Regions from separate parts of the Homo sapiens genome. Here region 1 is linked to region 2. Evidence: chromatin loops called from intact Hi-C (ENCODE). Cell type or tissue: ovary. All regions are shown on one strand. Links, peaks and the distances in the headings refer to the core of each region. The heading gives the core; the rest is flanking DNA. Region 1 has its middle 19 kb from the start of CDH23. Region 2 holds the start of LOC124902574 (small nucleolar RNA U13).

Region 1 (9,021 bases), core at 331-8,330, 50 kb after region 2:
GTGCTGGCCCTGGCCTGTTGTGAGGATGTCGGGAAATTTCCCTTTCCTTGCTTTCTGCTGCTCAAGAACCTCAGGCTCTGCCCTGTTGGGTAAGGAACAGCCACCTCGATTCTTGAAATAGGGGAGTCAGGACACAGGGCTTGGAATCAGAGAACTCTGAACCTCAGTATCCTCATCCGTAAAATGGAGATATTAATCCTGCATGCCTCGACATTCTGATCCTGTCAGAGTGCCTTGTGAACTGCAAAAAGCGTATCAGATATTAGCTCTTATTATTATCCTGCCCTTAGATCCATTTGCACCCCATCCTATGGGACAAGGAGTCTGTAGGACCAAAGGGACATGATAACCAGGAGCTCACAGCCCTCTTCCCTTCTGCCATGCTCTGGGTACGTGGGACACTTGAATCCCTTGCCTAAATGGGCTTGAACCTATAAGGAAGGGCTGGGAAGGCCTTTTCCCAGACCCATGGCCCCAAGGGCAGACTGCTAAGGGCACACCTGGGTGCAAGGAATGGCTGTTTGCAAGGGGTGCAGAGTTGGGACTTATAGGTTGGGATATCTACATTCGTTCACAGGAGACCCTTCTAGATGTGGGACTGAGCAGAATTCTGAGAAGTCAGAGAATTCTAGATTCCAACCTGACCTTCCAGGTTGTTATAAAGGTATATATGTGTCAAGGTAGAAGGGAGAAGATATTTTAAGTTTAGTCATTGATGTGTAACTTACATATGAAAACACCTGGTATAGGGCCTCCATTTGTATTATTGTCCTGGGCCCATTTTCATTACTAGAAGTTTGAATTCACTTCCTTTGAGCCAGGCAGACCTCTTGCTTTCCTCATTATTTGTACCTCTCTTCCTATTTCCCTCTCCTCTGTCTTCCTAAATATGCATAGCTGAGCCTTATTAGGATATATAGCCAGGATTGGTAGAGATTTAGGGGGCTCCCTTTCCTCTCTCCCTTTAACCATTTCCCACCCCCTCAGGACATGCGTGACAGATGATAGGCAGGGGCCAAGGGTCCTCTCTGGTCAATGGCTGGCCACCTTTTTACCTCTTAAGAGGTTTCAAGATAATGATATCTGTGTAACTTCATGGTAAGAAGATAGAGCTCCATTCTGCTCCCGCCATGGTAACCCGAAGGTAAGCCAAGAGGCTCCATGTTGGGGTGTGTGTGTGTGTGTTGTGGGAAGCAGGCCTGAGAAGCCTAGATTTTTGGGCAGAGAACTACAAGAAGAGTAATGTTGCCTGCCCCTGTCCCCATCTCCATCCTGGAAGGGTGCAGGTCCTCAGCTGGCAGCGGGAGAAAGGCAGCTGGTGAAAGGCAGCAGCCAGCGACTTCACCACTTTGAGTTGGGCCCCTTCTGGTGTAGAACCTGGATCCCCTAACCTCCTTGGCTTGCCGCTAGCGTGTCATTATCCACGTTTTGCTCCATGTAAAACCCTCTTCCAACATCCCCTTCCTATTCAGACACTGTTTGACAGTGCAGAGACTGGTCCAGAAATGGGGTCGCTTGCCTCTGTGAGTCAAGCCTCTCCTGCTCCAGAAAGTAAGATGAGAATAGCTGCTCCCCGCTTGCTTCTTGGGGTCCTGGGAGGATGCAGCAGTAGTAGAACAGCTTTTGGTACATATCAAATCCTGCTGAACAGCTCATCTCACCTATGCCTGAGATGGCGATAATGCAGAGGAGGAATAGCGCAGGTGGGAGTACAGAAGTAGCAGGCTTGTGAGAGAGCTTTGTGAACTGCAAAAACCCTATCAGATATTAGCTCTTGTTATTATCCTGCTCTTAGATCCATTTGCACCCCATCCCACCTGCCCCACCGACCCTAAGAGAATCAGAGCAAATGCTTGTTATTAGACATGAGCACTGAAGGCTCCAAGGACTACTGCGGCCACCGTTTCTCCACATGTGGAAAGAGTGAAGTGCTGGTACTGTGCTGTGTGACTTTAGGTGCTACCAAGCAGAGTATTAAACACAGAACTGCAGCACGTCCAAGTTCTCCCCTTTTCAGTACGTTCAATCCTGATTACCCACAGGAGAAACTTGCAGTTTAGTGCTTGCATTCTTCAACACCTCACTAAAACTCAACAGTTTCCCTTTTTAACAAAGAGATCAAGGTTTTGCCCACTAGAATTGAAAACAATATTTTAATTTTCATCTCTTTATGTGGTTTCTTACTTTCTATTTACGCCAGGTGATAGTGGTTTTCCATTAAAGTAATGACATACAGATTTTAAAAGTAAATATAAGTAAATCAACTAAAAAAATCAATTTAAGAAGCACTTTAAAAAAAATGCAGGTGGTACTCGGACGTGACTAATATTATTCATTTCATAGGCAAGGAAATGGAGAATCAGGCAGGAATCCCCAAACCCCAGAGTGGTATAAGCTGACATTTAGGAAGAACACAGACGGCTGTCTCCCCTGAAAGCCAAACAGATACTCATGGGCCAGGTAAGTTCTCCCTTTCACATTTAGGACCCCCATTAACAAGAGTCTGCCTTTTGTGGTTGGTGTTTTCACCATTTTCATTTTAGCCAAGAAAAATAAGAACTTCTGGGGCCACTGATTGATCCCTTTAAATTGAGGGCAGAAAGCTGGCCATTTTTCAGAAGCGAAGAGCGTCAGCAGTGGTGTTAGGTATAACTAGAAGAGGGGGAAGAAGGGGCAAAAATAGAGGTGGGGCAAAGTGTAAACAGGAAATAGAAGACACAAAGCCAAACCAGCTTGAACATTTTTAAGGACTTGAAACTCCAGGGAGTGGTGGAAACAAACTCCAGATTGTTCCTGTCCTAAGTAAACACGGCAATGTGTCTCTTACAAAGCTCTGACCACAGCCACTCTTTGATACTGATAGAACTATTGCTTATTGAAACTACTATGATGATTTGCCCACTAACCTCCACTGGGCCCTCAGTAGCTGCCAGGCACCTGGCTAAGACTGAACATCCTCTTGTCAATCCTCACAGGAAGACTTGAAGTGAAAATTGCAGGCTCTGGACTTGACTAGCCTGGGTTGGAAATCTGGCCCTGTAGAGCTGTGTCAGAGCAAATCAAATTCTTCCCTGAGCCTATTTCCTCATTCATTATACCCATTCTACTAAATGCATGTAATAACTATTATACCTCTTAGATTTCAACATTAGACCATTTATCAGGGGTAGGAAGTAAGCAACCAATAACAATGTCACTTATTATTCACTGTTGGTATTATCAGTACCAGAAGGGCAAAGAAGCTTCTGAAGTTTGTCAACCTTAAATAATAAGATATAGAAAATATGACTAGCTATAGAGTTTATTCAAGCCCAAAGCTTGAGGATGGCCACCCAGGAGCATAGATTCAAGTTTCCCTGAATGTATATGCTGAGTAGCAGCAATTAGAAGTGGGTTTTTGTTTCTGTGTTTTTTTGTTTTGTTTTGTTTTGAGATGGAGTCTCCCTTCGTTGCCCAGACTGGAATGCAGTGGTGTGATCTCAGCTTATTGCAAACTCCACCTCCTGGATTCAGGAGATTCTCCTGCCTCTGCCTCTGCCTCAGCCTCCCGAGTAGCTGGGATTACAGGCACCTGCCACCACGCCCGGCTAATTTTTATATTTTTAGTAGAGGCGAGGTTTCACCATGTTGCCCAGGCTGGTCTCGAACTCCTGACCTCAAGACCTCACCCTCCCAAAGTGCTGGGATTACAGGCGTGAGCCACCGCGCCCGGCCCTGTCTTTTCTCAAGGTCACTTGGCCCAGTGTCACAGAGCTGAACCAAGATGGTTAGGCTGAGGGATAGGTCCCGAAGTGCTCAGATCTCCGGGCCTCAAGGCCCAGGCTGGGGTGGCACGGCAGGGGCTGATGGGGAGGTGCCCAGGCCGCCGGCGGATGCTCCCGGAAGATGCTCTAAGCTGCCGCTCCAGGTATCCCCTGGGCTGAGGCTACCTGGAGACGCCCACGGCAGTGACACACCAAGCGGGGTATGGCGAATCGTCAGGTCCGCAAAACCACCCAGTTCAGCAACTCATGGCTATGCCGAGCCCGCCGCGCTCAGCTCGGCCAGAAACAGCTCCTAGAGCCAGGGACTGGACCGCCCCCGCTGGCCTCTGGCAGGCAAACAGCCACCGGCCACGAAATAGATGGCCGCGAGGGCTTCCGGGAGCCGCGGGGCAGGCCGGGAGCCGGGCCGCACAGCCAATGCCCGCGCGGGGGCCGTCGGTAGTTACCCGGCAACGAGGTGGACGCCCAGTAGAGGGAGCGGAGCCAGTAGGGCTGGAAGAACTGGCAAGAAAGCCCTAGAGAGAGGCGACCTGCCAATTTTGGAAGCGGCTTTTTGTTTTGTCCCCAGATCACTCATTCCTACCTGGTCTTGGAGGAAGATCGTCAAGGCAAATGATAAGAAACAGAAATAAACCAGGGGAACAAATAATGATAAAAAAGATACTCATATTTGTTGAGCACTTACTGTCGGCCTGGCTCTTTGCAAGGATTACTTAATTTGATCATCTGATTTTGCTGTCCCAAGTTGTAAATGAGAAAATAGGAGTTTAGACAGATTAAGCATCTTGGCCAAACTACCTCAAACTAGGGAGTGTCAGAGCTGGAATTTGAACTTGGGTGGGCATGAACTCAGGTGGCTTGAGTTCTTAATGAGTCAAACCGTGGACACTCATTTCAGTTCAGCAAACCTAAATCTGTGTTCCTACTAGGCCATGCAGGGCCAATCCAGGTTTTATGGGGTCTGAAGCTTAGACAATGTTGGGGGGGGGGGTCCTCTTTTGGAAAAAAGAATAAAAAATTACAAATATAAAGTTAGGTACAAAAATGAACTTAGAATGTAAAAAGAAATCATAACAAAATATTTTTGCTAATTTTACAAAAATATACGACCATATGAATGCATAGCTAGGGACTCAACGAAGCCGTCTTTGACCCTTAGCTTCCCTTGAAATCCTTCAGTCAGATGTCAAACTACCTTGCAAGCTTCTCTGCGGTTCTCCTCCCACCCTGTCTCCCAGCCAAAGGACCTGAGACCCTAGCAACAGGCTTAATAGGGCTTTTCTGGCCATAGGAGCGATTTTAGCCTGAGTCAACTTGAGTGCCAGAGGGTGAATGCCCTCAGAAGCAGCTCCCAAATACTGATGAACAGGGAGTTGGTGGATAAATTCCCTAGCTTCCTCATCCCTCAAGTGAGATCATGCTGAGACACTTTGTGGTTCTTAGGGTGTAGTCCCAAACCAGCAGCAAACTGTACCACTTGAGAACTAGTTAGAAATGCAAATTCTTAGCCTACTACTACCCTGTACCTACTGAATCTAAAATTGTAGGGGCTGGGGCCCAGTCATTGGTGTTTTAACAAGCCCTCCTAGTGAGTCTGTGCTGAAGTTTGAGAACGACTGTTCTGCTAGGCTGTTCCCCAGAGCTCCCTTATGGGCTTGAGCTCCCGTTGTCTACAATGGTAACCTGCTTGATAACACATCTTTTTTTGGTCTCCTTCCCTTTCTTGTCTCACTTCCTCATTCTTCAGCTGGAGCTTCCTGAATTCACTTCTAATAAACGACTTGCACTTTAATCCTTGTCTGGGATCAGCTTCTAGAGAAACACCACCTTAGATGAGAACAACTAGGGGAGGTGTCATTGCCCAGTGAGGAGGAGGACGATGGCTGGCTTCAGGGAGGACCAAATGCTCTGCCAAATGCTTTGCTCTCATTGTCTGCTTCACCCTCACAATGCCTCAGTTGAGAGGGAGATGTTGCCCCCCAACGGGGAAACTAGGGTTTGGAGGATTTAAGTGGCTTGCCCAAGAATTTGAATCCAGGTCTGAGTCCAAAAGGTGAGCTCCTTACCAGTGAGGGCAGAGGGCCAGCCCATGTTTTGCTCTCTTGTCATTCCTCCTCTTCTCAGAGCAGGCAAGCGTTAAATGAAAATTGTAGGAGGCCATTGTTTTGGACTAAGTTTCTGAATTAGGCCCCAGCAGACCAGGCTAAAAATCCAAAGGGAGTCACCCATGCTAAAGTTCCATGGCACTAAACCCAAACTAAGTAGTTACCTGAAAAGAGGTAACAGCCAATGTCCCAAACAGGCCAGTTCAAATCTCAATGGTCACAAGAGTGAATCCCCTCTGCTTTATTCCTTATATGAAAGAAGTAGCGTTGAGTAACCTGATGCTAATGAATCAGTTGTTTTTCTATCATTCTGTCTCCCTGTCCCCACCTCGTGAGGGAAGTGGCTCTGAAGCAACTAATAGGCTCTTTGTTCTTCTCTTCTGTTTCCTTCAGCCCTCTCTGTCTATAAAACCAACTCCCTCTGCTCAGCTTATCAGAACACTTATTCTATTTTATGGAATGAAGTGTTGCCAGATTCTATAATTGCAATAAAGCCATTTGAGATCTTTAAGCTAAATTTCTTATCATTTTGTCTTTTGATACAGGGATCCAGTTTTGTTGTGAGGAGTGCTATAGGCTGGACACTTTGGAAAAATCCCGAGTGCACTTTGTGGACACTGCTGGCCTGAAATAGTGGGGCACACTGGCCTGAGAGCTCCCTGGCTCCCAGTGCCTAAGGTCCTTTACCCCATACTCCCTCAAGGTCCATCCCTATACCCTCCAGCCCACAGCATGTGACCAAGCATGTGCCCCTTAACCTGGAGCTGGAACCCTTCCTTTCACAGATACCTGGAAATTGAGCCAGATCTGCATCCGAGGGACACTAGAAGGGATGGGGAGGAGCGCTTACCCCTGAACTCTGTTTTGTCTCATGTTTGGAGGCCCAAGGTCATTTGGTTCTTCAGATTTCCAGCAAACTATAGCTCTCACTCCCTTCCCGCATGCCCTCACCCCACGGCTTTTACACTTAAGAGGAATGGCCCTGCCTTCTCTGGGCCCACAGCTCCTGTGGCTTGAGGTTCCAGCCGTCTTGTTAACAATTTTTCTCCCTGCGATGTAGGAATGATGGCTGTGTTAACAGGTCGGGGGGCGGTTGGGGAGACACTAACAAGATGATAAACCTTGGTATTTGGCTCTGCTGCTGACTTTGAGCGAGTCCTTTTTTACCTCTCAGAGCCTTATTTTTCTCATCTGTAAAGTGGGGAGTCCTGCTCCCCTCCCCTGAGGTTGTTCTAATGAGGCCGTGCTCATAGTAGGTAAATAATGTACACACACAACATGGGCATGCACAGCGATGGGTGCAGGTTGCAATTGGGACTTCCCTCTGTTCCCTCCATCACAATTGATGAGGGACTTTGGGGCTGATCTTGACTTCTCCAGGATCCTGGTCTCCCAGTAGGTTGCTAGTGATGCTCAAAAGGTAGGGGTCTCTCCCCAGGACACTGCCAGCCTGCCCTTCTGGGAGGAAGGAGACAGAAAGGGTTACTTTGGCAATCACGAGGCTTAAGGATGCCCCAATGCTTCACCCTGTCCCAAACCGACCCCCTACTCCCACCCCCAAGTCTAAAGTGGGTCCCTCTACAATAATCTCTCATCACGCCATTCATTCTTCCTTTGTGGCACTTATTATAAGTGCTAATTATTTATCAATATTTGTTTTTTTAAACAAAACTTTATTATGAAAAGTTTCCAACATTTACCAGAAAAACCCAAAACAGAACAGTATCACAGACTCCATATACCTATCACCCAGCTTCAACAATGATCAACTCGAGGTCAATCTTGTTTTATCTCTACCCCTACTCACTCCTGCCTCCTAGTATTAATTTGAGGCAACACATTTGTAAATGTTTTGGTAGGTATTGCTAAAAATAAGGGCTCTTGTATAAAACATAACCACAAATACATGTCATTATACATTTATCCAAACCCACAGAATGTACAACACCAAGAGTGAACCCTAATGTGAGCTATGGACTTGGGGTGATGATGGTGTGTCAGTGCAGGCTCACTACTGTATCAAATGCTCTGCTCTGCTGGGGGATGTTGATACTGTGGCAGGCTGTGCACAACGTGGGGGCAGTCTCTGTACCATCTTCTCAATTTTCCTGTGAACTTAAAACTACTCTAAAAAAGTTAAGTCTTAAAAAATAAAATCAAAAGAGCAAAGCTCCTGTTATTAAATCTAAAAAATGAACAATAATTCTTTGGTATGTGATTATTGTTAAATGTGTATCTCCCTCCACTGGGTTGGGAGCCTCATGAGAGCTTGCGTGAGGCCTACTAGGTCCTTGGTGAGTAATTGTTGGATGGATGGATGGATGGGTGGATGAATGGATGGAAGGATGGATGGATGGAGAAAAGGCAAAGGGAGCTGGGAGCCCACTTTGCTTTCCATGGATGCTGTCTGATCCCTTCAACACTGGGGTGTGATCACTGCCTTGCAGGTCCACAGACTGTCTCATCCTCTTGGATGTGAGCACCACCATGGAGCTGAAAACCTTTCTCAGTTTTTTTCGCTCCTAACCTGCCTTCCACAGAATCAGGCAAGTAGTCGCTAATCCTCTCCTGTTGGCTGCAGCCTGCTCCCACTGTGCAGCTAATTCCACCTTCCAACTTAATCATCATGCTTAGCACTTTCAATAAGGGCTTTTCATCTTCAGAGCACTGCTCAGCCATTAGCTGATTACTGTAATCTGTCCAACTCCCAAGACGTCAACCAGCATGGCAATGAGAGGCTTCCCTTATTCTCTTGGAGACTCAGTTTCCTCATCTGTAAAACTGGGTTAATATACCTAACTGGCATGGTCGGTGTAGGGTTTCAGTAAAATAAAGTCCAGAAAGTGTCTGGCACTGTCCTTTGACACCTAACAAGCCCTCAGTAATTGTTTATTATCTGTTTCCTGTATGGTGCAGAGGTTAACTCTCATTGGAGAGCCCAGAAAAATCTGGATTTGAATCCAGCTTCCTCCGCTTAAAGTTACATTTCCTGAGCCTCAGTTTTCTGATCTCTAAAATGGGGGTGATGGCACTGCCTCAGTTGGCTGAAAGATCAAATGATGTGACATATGTGTGTGATGTGCTGGGCACAATGTGAGTCACCTAGGAAGTCCTTCCTGGAAGGAAATGGAGGCAGGGAAGGAGAAGGAGGC
Region 2 (9,021 bases), core at 123-8,122:
AGGCCACCTCATAGTGCAAGACGGCTGTTGTAAGTCCAGCCATTACATCAGTAGGAAAAAGCAAGAGGAGAAGGAGGAAATGCCTGTTGCCTGTACGAACACTTCCTGGAAGTAACATACATTGCTCTTCTTACATTGCATTGGTCAAAACTTAGGCATGTGACCACATCAGCTTGCAGAGCAGGCTGGGAAATGTAGTCTTTCAATGTAGCTTTATCTCAGAACCATGTGCCTGCTAAAATGGGAGGTTCTGTTATGGAAGACAAGGAAAATGAATCCGAAGGGATAATTAGTCTGATCACCATGGGAGAGATTGCTGTGACTTGGGAGTTGGTGGGTTTCAAGAAAGGGGAGGAAACGATCCAGGTAGAAGAAAAAGGCTGGGCAACGGCAGAATGGGAGGAAAGTTCAGGTGTGTATGACAAACTGTGAAGCTGTGTTTGGGGCACAAGTAAGAGCAAGAGGTCTTGAGATCATTGCCTGGGGCCTTGAATGTCCAGGTGAGGAGTCAATTTTGTTTAGTTGACAGGGCTGCTCACTTTGCTGGGTGGCTTTTCCAGAGAGGTGGGGGCAGTAGGGGAAGAGGATTAAGGAAAAAAATTATACTGACACTCGTTAAAACAGTAAGGAAAGCTTTATTTAAGACTATTGTAGTAGGGGAGATAAATGGAGCTCAACTCTGAAGAGGAGATGGGGATTTATAGCCAAGGAGCAGCATGAGGGCTGGAGGATGGAACATTTCTAAGAGGAGACGTCAAGGCGAGGCCTCTGCTTGCTGAAAGCAGGCCCAGGACTTACACAGTCAACCCTTGAACAACAAGGGTTCACTTTAGATGCAGATTTTTGTTTCAGCCAAACATGGAAAATACAGTATTTGTGAGTTGTGAAACCTGCATATACAGAGGGCCGACATTTCCTATTCCTGGTTCTGTAAGACCGACTGAGTATGCTTGGGTTTTGGTATATGGGGGGATCCTGGAACCAATCCCTTGGGTATACTGAGTGGGGTGAGGCGCTTGATCAGATGTGAGATAAGGGAATATTCTGGCTCAACTGGCCCAACAGAATTCTTGTTGAAAGCAGGTCTAGGACTTACACAGTCTACTGTTAAACAATATGGGTTTGAATTGCAGGGGTTCATTTATATGTGAAGTTTTTCAAACAAATGCTGATGGAAAATGTACTATTAGTGGAGTTCAAAACCTGATTACAGGGAGAGCTGGGTTCCACAAGGCTGGCTAGGGACCTGAGTATGTGTGGATTTGGGTATAGGTGGGAGTCCTGGACCAATGCCCTGAGTATATGGAGGGACAGCTATACATCAGAGGTGGGGAATGAGGAACTTGATCAGATCTCAAAGGTGGGGGGATGCTGGCTAATCTGACTTTGAAGGATTCTTGGCTAAGACTGAGTTGGGCAGGCAGAAGTCAGGACTGGGGGGTCGGGCCAAGGTCGAGGATGGGGCTCAGAGGAGCCTGACGAAAGTTAGGTCAATGAGAGTCTTGGTCAGGAGCCTCCGTTTCCACGGCTGCCCCAGGCTGGTGTCTGATCTCACTTGAGAGCACGGGGAGGCAAGGGCTTCTCCGACAAATGCCGAGATGAGATGTTGCCAGCTGCCCAGCTGTGCCCTTCTTCTCCAGGGGAGCATCAGAAACAAGAAGGGGGTATGCTAGCACCCCAGCCGCACCTTCCAGTGGCCCAGGAGGTGGCTCATCACTGCTTCCCAGAAGGAAATCCTTGGCCTCGCCCTGAGGAGCTGTCCTCAGTTTTATAGGCATGAATCTGCCATAGTGAGGGAGGCATCCCTGTTGTCCATCTCAAGGACTCACTGCAGCTACACATGTGGGTCACCCAGGCAGCTTCTTAAAAAATACCAGTCCAGAGTCCTTTTGTAGTTCATGAGTGTGATGACTGGGTTTCCACGCACATGTGTGAGATGGGCCTCCCTCAAACCTTGTTATGTCATCGGCACATTACCCGTCCGATGAAAAGGAATAAAAATACCAATGCGGGCCACGCCCCAGGGATTCTGACTGGATTAGCCTGAGCTGGGGTGTGAACATTGATATGTTTACAACTTCACACTTCCACACTCCTGTACTCCACCCCTCAACTCCCCCCATGATCTGACACCTGTGAGGGCCTTTTCTGTTAACTGAGGAATTCACAGATGCCTCCCAGGGCCAGAGCAATGGGATATAAACCATTTCTACAGCTGAGGAAGTGCCACAGGAACGCCGCAGAGTAGTTTACAGCCCCTCAACTCAAGGTGTGTCCTTGGACCAGCAGCCTCACCTGGGAGCTTGTTAGTGATGCAGTCTCCCACCCACTCGAGGCCAATTGAGACAGGGCCTTCGAGCTACCAAGCCCCTCGGGTGACTGAAGGGCACAGTAGAGTTTGTGGTGCACTGGACAGGGCTTGGCTGTGTGAACTCTCCATGCTGCCTCATATTTCTGGACTATATTAGTACTTTTTTTTTTTTTTTTTTTGAGACAGGGTCTTGCACTGTCACCCAGGCTGGAGTGCAGTGGTGCAGTCAAGGCTCACTGCAGCCTCAACCTCCCTGGGCTCAAGTGATGCTCTTGCCTCAGCCTCCTGAGTAGCTGAGACTACAGGCACACACCACCATGCCTGACCAGTTTTTTTGTATTTTTGGTAGAGACAGGGTCTCACTATGTTGCCCAGGCTGGTCTCAAACTCCTGGGCTCAAGAGATCCGCCCGCCTCAGCCTCCCAAAGTGCTGGGGTTACAGGCATGAGCCACCACACCCGGCCATCTTTCTGGTATGTTAAAGGAAGATATTATAATACCACCACCAACTTCTTAGGGCTGTTGTGAGGATTAAGTAAATTAATATGTATTAAAAAGCACTTAGGACAGGGCCTGGCACCCCTATCTGAAGTGCTTTATAAACACTATTATTGTGATGATCATTTGAGGGATGGGCCCATACTTCTAAGCTGCCTGCAGCCCTGGTGCATTTCCACAGGCGCAGGCTTAGCCGGGGTGCTTTACAATCCGCTTTTATTTACCAGTGACTCCAACGTCCCAGCTTTCTGCCAGCCGTGGTAAATCACCTGGCCTACTGGGCTTCCTCCAGAAGGTCCCTGCCTGTCTCGGCCGGCACAGAGCTAGATTGCGTGTGCACCTGCCCTGCCCCTCCTCTGTCCACTGCCAGGTCCCCGGGATCAAGCAGCCTCTGGAGGGAGGGGTGTCCAGGCCTGGCTCTGGGAGCAGCCCTCGCCTCGTGTACTGCTTTCACCGCAAGGCGATCCCTTCCCAGCTGCAGGCACTTGGCATTCTGAGCCCTGCTACGATGCTTTATGGCCTCTCTCCAACTGCTGGCAGGTGCAGATGTAGTACCTTCAGCTGCCCGGAGCTCCTGGCTCTTGGCATCGGAGATGAGAGACCTGTCACCCCTCGATTCATGGGCCGGGATTGGGAAGCGAGCATGCTGAGGCATTTCTGCATTTTGCGGGCCATTTCTCTTTGCCTCATTCCTCATCCCAGCCACCCACCTCCCCAGCTCTTTCCTCCTCTCTTCCTGATTTCCCTGTGAGAGGCTGCCCGTCTGCCCTGTCACCTGAGGGCCACTTTAGGGGAAGGAGGGGGAGAGTCAAATTGGCCTGTCTCTAGCCACCACCTGCAACTCAATTAGCTGTGGGTCTAGATGTTTATTCTTTCCTGTACTTTCCTTTGAACATTTTCTGGGGATGGATGCCATTTGATGGGGAGCTTGACCCAGGAGGAAGGTTTACCCAGACACCCTCTCCCCCAAATTATGTCACTTTCAAGGTCAGCGGGCTCATTTCCTTCTGCCTGGACAAATGTGGGGATGGCTTAGAAAGTATCCTGCTCACTCTGCCCTCCTGTCTCTATTCTCTGGAATAAGAACCTCCAATAAATATATCACAGGTGTATTGGCCCAGGGCAAAACAAAATTTAGAGCATAAATGAGGAAGAATTGATAAGAGAAGATGGCACAGGGGCCTGCAACAGCCGCCATTGCCTGAGCCCGACTCTGGGCCCACCATCCTGGCAGGGGTATTGCATGTGTTGTTTCTCAGCCCTGCAATGCAGATCTTAGTAACCATTTTCTTAAGACAAAAAGCCAGAGGCTCAGAGAGGCTAGGTAACCTGCCTGAGATTACACAGCTAGGAAGGGCTATAGGGAATTTCACGGGGCATTGAGGTGGACAGATGATTACAGACTCATTCATACTCAGAGAGTGGTATGTAGGGTACTATCCTGGAGATTCCCCACCCCCCACCCCCACACTTTGACTCCACCAAACACCATCTTCCTTCCTTTGGAGAGCCTGCCCCTGGTCTGGCCTCCTTTTCCAGCCTGAAACCCCAGGTGCCTGGGTTCTACACCTGGGTCCTGGACCCAGCGTCCCTTGTCCCTTCCCTACCTGACCTGTTTAGCTGGAGGTCCTCCCCGGCTCTGGGGTTGTAAGCCATCCCCTGCCCTGTGGGGCCTCCTTGCCCTCCCCCAGGCTCTCCTGCAGGCCTGTATTGGCTGCCCTTGGCCAAGAACAAAACAGTGAGCTGGACAAGCCCTACTTCCTACCCCGGAGAGAAGAGTGTCTGCACCTTCTCCTGGCCATTCCTTGCTGCAAGGCCCCCACAGCCGCTCTCTACACCTTCCTTCCTGTGTACCTCGGTCTGCCCAGGGACTCCTCTCTGAGGGACTGCAGGATGCGGCCAGGTCATGAGTGGGACCTACAGCCCGACTTAGTGTCAGCAGGGCTGGGACCCGGGCTAGGCACTCTACTGATGCCCCTGTCCATCCCCCCATCTGACCAGGAGGTACCCCAACACTCAGTCCCAGGGGTGAGGCAGGAGACAGAAGCAGCTCATCCCTGGGCACGTCCCCTGAAGCCACCTCTCTGAGTTAGGGGCTCCATGCCTGGGTCTTCAGAGCTGCATCATACTTCCCCATCACGTTCCTGCCCTACAGCTCATGGAGACCGAGCGCTGGCTGGGTGGGAGCTCCTGCTCTCAGCACTTTGCCTGCATTATCTCATGCAGCGCTGCAGCACCCGTAGGTCAGGAACTGTTATCATCCACCATGACAGATGAGGAGGCCTCCCCCGCTGGTGAATAAAACTCTCTTACTCTACATCCTATGCCCCTGGTACACCTGGCATGACACCCAACACATAATAGCACATAAATATTTGTCACATTAGTTATTGTAAGTCTGAGAAGGAAAGCTCCACAACCCAATCCATGATAGTGATGCCATGGCTCTGCAAGGGAGCAGAAGAAGATCTGGGAGTCACAGTGGCTACCAGTAAAGGAGTTTTGATCTTTCAGGTGTGTTGGCATAGACATGAAGTGGGGTTCCTGCCATAGGGAAGGTAGCCAGGTTGTCCTGGTTCAGCAAGTGGGGGACCTAGGGCATCCCCTCCCCTTATTTCCAGTTCCTTAGTTCTGGTCCAGTCTCTCAGCCCTGCAAAGAAGCAAGATAGCATACTTGGGATCTGCCCTTGAAGGGCTGACCTCCCAATCCAAGGAGGAAGTGTTCAAAGGAAGCAGGATGAGCTTGTGTGGAGAAGAGGATACTGGAGGACAGGTTATCAGAGGTTACCAAGTCCCTGCCATGCAGCCTGTACCCACCTCCCGCTTGACCTGCCATCTTCTTTTTCCACATGACATCCTGGTGAGCTAGGTGCTGCCATTCCAGTTGCCAAATGAAACCAAGGCTCACAGATTTTAGGCCACTGACCCAAGGTTATTTGCTAGCAAGTGATAGAACTGCAGAGCCCATGCTTATAACCAGCGTGTTCTCCAAGCTATCTGTCTACCTTGGCACGCTCAGCCCTGGCTGCACATCGGGATCACCTGGGAAGCTTTTAGAAAATACCCCACCTGCGTGTGCCTGTAATCCCAGCTACCCAGGAGGCTGAGGCAGGAGATTCGTTGGAACCTGGGAGGCAGAGGCTGCAGTGAGCCATGATCGTGGCACTGCACTCCAGCCTGGGCAACAGAGCAAGACTCTGTCTCAAAAAAAAAAAAAAAAGAAAAGAAAATACCCCACATCCCACGTGTTCCACTCACCCAATTCTAATTCATTCTGAGGGGCCTGGGCACAAGCATTTTAAGTTCTCTAGATAAGGCTAATGTGTAGCCAGATAAGAACCGTGATCCAAGCCAGGTGTGGTCGCGTGTGCCTGTAGTTCCAGCTACTCAGGAGGCTGAGGTGGGAGAACAGAACAGTGAGCTTGAGCCCAGGAGTTCGAGTTCAGACTTGGCAACATAGTGAAACACCAGTCTCAAAACAAAAAGGACTATGATTCAAGTAAAATGTTACCACATAGGGAGAAAAAGCAGCTGTCCTCTGCCTCCACTAGAGTACCCATTAACCCATTAAACAGGCAAAGGCTACATCATGAGAGACTTAGGTGAGCCTTCTGGGAGAACTTCCTGCCATGCAAGTCGAGTTGTCAAACCTGGCAGTGAAGGGGACAGTTTCCCCCTTGGAGAATTAGGGCCACATCCTGTGGGAAGTCTAAGGAGTTGGCCTAGTCTACCTCGAGTGTGGGGTTCCTCATGGGACTCCCTACAAATGTAGGTGGTTGGAGGGTTCGGTGCTTGTCTAACGGAAATGCTCTGGGCTTGAGCTCCACCCGCAAGCCCACAGTTCCACGCCAGCCAGTGGTGGCCCCTGGAAGAGCCTTTGCCCTTTCTCTTGGTAATGCTCCCCTTTGCTGGGCCAGGGGGCCAAGGGATATAGTTAGGAGATGGGGGCTCCACAGCCACCCTCCTCTTCCTTCCAATTTCCCAGGCTCCTGGAAAAGGAGTGATAGGGCCAACTGGGCTCAACATGGGCATCCTACACCTGGGGTGGCACAAAGCAAGAGCAAGTGAAACTGGGAGAGCAGAAGAGAGGCAGTCCTGAGGCCCTGACCCAGCTGGGTAACCTCTCTGTGCTGTGTCAGGGAGTGGAGGCTCCCTGTTCCCAGAGGTTTAAAAGTCACAGGATATCTATTTGGTAAAGGCTCCACAGCTAGGTGAAAGGTGGATTGGTCCTGTCTCATAGGACCACAAGGTAGCTGGGAGGAACCCAGATTTGGCAACAGAGGGACTCTAGTCTAGCAGTGCCCTTACCCACTGTGTGGGTTGGAGGCATGCTCTGTCGCCCTTGGGCCTTTTGCCCACAGACCCACCTGGCAGCATTTACATAACGCTGCAGACACAGGTAGGGTGGAAAGTCCTGACAGTTATGGTGTGCCTTATAGATGGTGGCTCCTGCATGAGGACTTCACTAAATCCCAACATTCGCTGCCTTTACTAAGCTCTTACCATGTGCCAGGCACTGCTAAGGGCACAGATTCATTCATTAACTCAGCAATATTTATTAAGCAATCTACTGTGTACTAGAAGCTTTTTTTTTCATGATCTTTTGTTTGTTTTTTTTTTACAGCCCAAAGACATAGGTTTATTATACCCATTATACAGAGAAGGAAACCAAGGTTGAAAAGTTTAAGTCATTTGCTCCCAGGTACAAAGTAAGTGATGACTGGGACTCAGACCTGGGCCCTGTCAACCCAGGTATCCGTGATCTTAACCCCAGTGCTTTATATCAGCATTTTCGAAATTTTTTGGAGCATGATGGCTGTCTCACCTGGCAAGATATTTGTGTCTATAATGCAAACAACAGTTTCATGAAGCTGCGTCTGTACTTAAAAAAAGAAAACTCCACTCTGACTGCAGTTTCAAGGAGGAGCAAGTGATGCAACAGTGGCAGTGCTGGTTGTAAGCCATGCAGGATGAGGATGGAAAGTTTGTCCTTGAGTTTGACCTTGTGCAGGTTCATGGTGACCTTGGGGAGCAGCATCGTGGAGGATGGGGGGAGAGACAGAGGAGACAGCAAACTCAAGGAATTTTGCTTTAAATGGGAGCAGGACAATGAGGCACAAGCTGCAGGGAACTGTGATTCAGAAGGGGGAGAATTTTCTGTTCTTTTATTTTTAATACGAGAGACATAGCAGGCAGTTTGTGTGTGGAAGCAAATGATCCAGCAGAGAAGGAAAAACGCATGATGAAGAAGAGGGAGCATAGCTCAGCGAGGTCCATGAGCAGGCCAGAGGGCTCAGGTGCACAGAGAAGGGTTCCAGAAAAAGATGCAGACAGCTCACTCACCTTTAGTAAGAAAGAAGGCAACAAAGGATTAAATAGAATAAAATAAAATTCTGGTCGTGACCCATCAAATGAATTTCATATTCTTTAATGAGCTGTGCAACCTGTAGTTTGAAAAACCCTGCTCTGCCTGTTTCCCCTAACTTTGTAGCCATCTATGAGGATGCGTCATGTCCTCATTCCACAGAGGAGGAAAGTAGAGACAGTAAGTAACTCGTTGGTGCCACATAGCTAATAAGAAGGGGGGTGGCAGCCCAGGGTACCTGAATCAGTATCAGATTTCCTGGGACACTTGCCAAATACCCGGATTCCTAGACCCTTCCCTGATGGCTTTATCTCCCTGGGTGAGGCCTGGGCACTGTTGCCAGGTGGTCCTGTTGCCAGCTGGCCAGGGGAGCAGGTATCTAGGAGTCTCTCCTTTGTGCCAGGTGGTGTTCCTGCAGAACCGTTTTAGTGCTACTCAGATCTCTCTCCAAATGGAAACAATGTTTAGACTCCCTTTGCAATCCTCTTTTATTCTTTTTTTCTTTTTTCTTCTCTTTTCTTTTTCTTTTTTTTCTTTTTTTTTTTTTTGAGACACATTCTTATTGTATCGCCGAGGTTGGAGTGCAGTAGTGCGATCTTGGCTCCTGGGTTCACTCTGCCTCCCGGGTTCAAGTGATTCTGCTGCCTCAGCCTCCTGAGTAGCTGGGATTACAGGCGCCCGCCACCACACCTGGCTAATTTTTGTATTTTTGGTAGAGATGGGGTTTCACCATGTTGGCCAGGTTGGTCTTGAACTCCTGACCTCAAGTGATCCGCCCACCTTGGCCTCTCAAAGTGCTGGGATTACAGGCGTGAACCACTGCACCCTACCAGCAATCCAATGTTTA

What was found. Hi-C counts contacts between places; a loop is a spot of excess contacts. Peaks named below come from ENCODE experiments on the same cell type or tissue, not always from the same donor. Only the 100,000 strongest peaks of a DNase experiment are listed, where the experiment ranks them.
Region 1: a loop joins it to region 2, with 3 times the contacts of the local background. A loop is called at or near these places in 73 of 110 quality-filtered maps.

What each region holds. Positions count from the first base shown.
Region 1 is chr10:71,373,352-71,382,372 of GRCh38, forward strand. It overlaps a transcript of SLC29A3 not described here. Among named protein-coding and RNA genes, the nearest start is that of CDH23, 19 kb to the right of the region's middle. RefSeq lists enhancers at 1-32, 3,276-3,836, 3,892-4,041 and a silencer at 4,172-4,241. In ovary, for the core only: a CTCF peak has its summit at 4,165; a DNase peak (open chromatin) is centred at 4,160; H3K4me3 peaks cover 802 bases; H3K27ac peaks cover 2,860 bases.
Region 2 is chr10:71,323,445-71,332,465 of GRCh38, forward strand. The region is part of intron 2 of SLC29A3 (solute carrier family 29 member 3); the gene reads left to right. It overlaps LOC124902574 (small nucleolar RNA U13), which reads left to right and starts at 1,884; the gene lies at 1,884-1,987. RefSeq lists enhancers at 3,202-3,701, 4,082-4,657, 4,658-5,233. In ovary, for the core only: no CTCF peak of the experiment used is centred there; no DNase peak of the experiment used is centred there.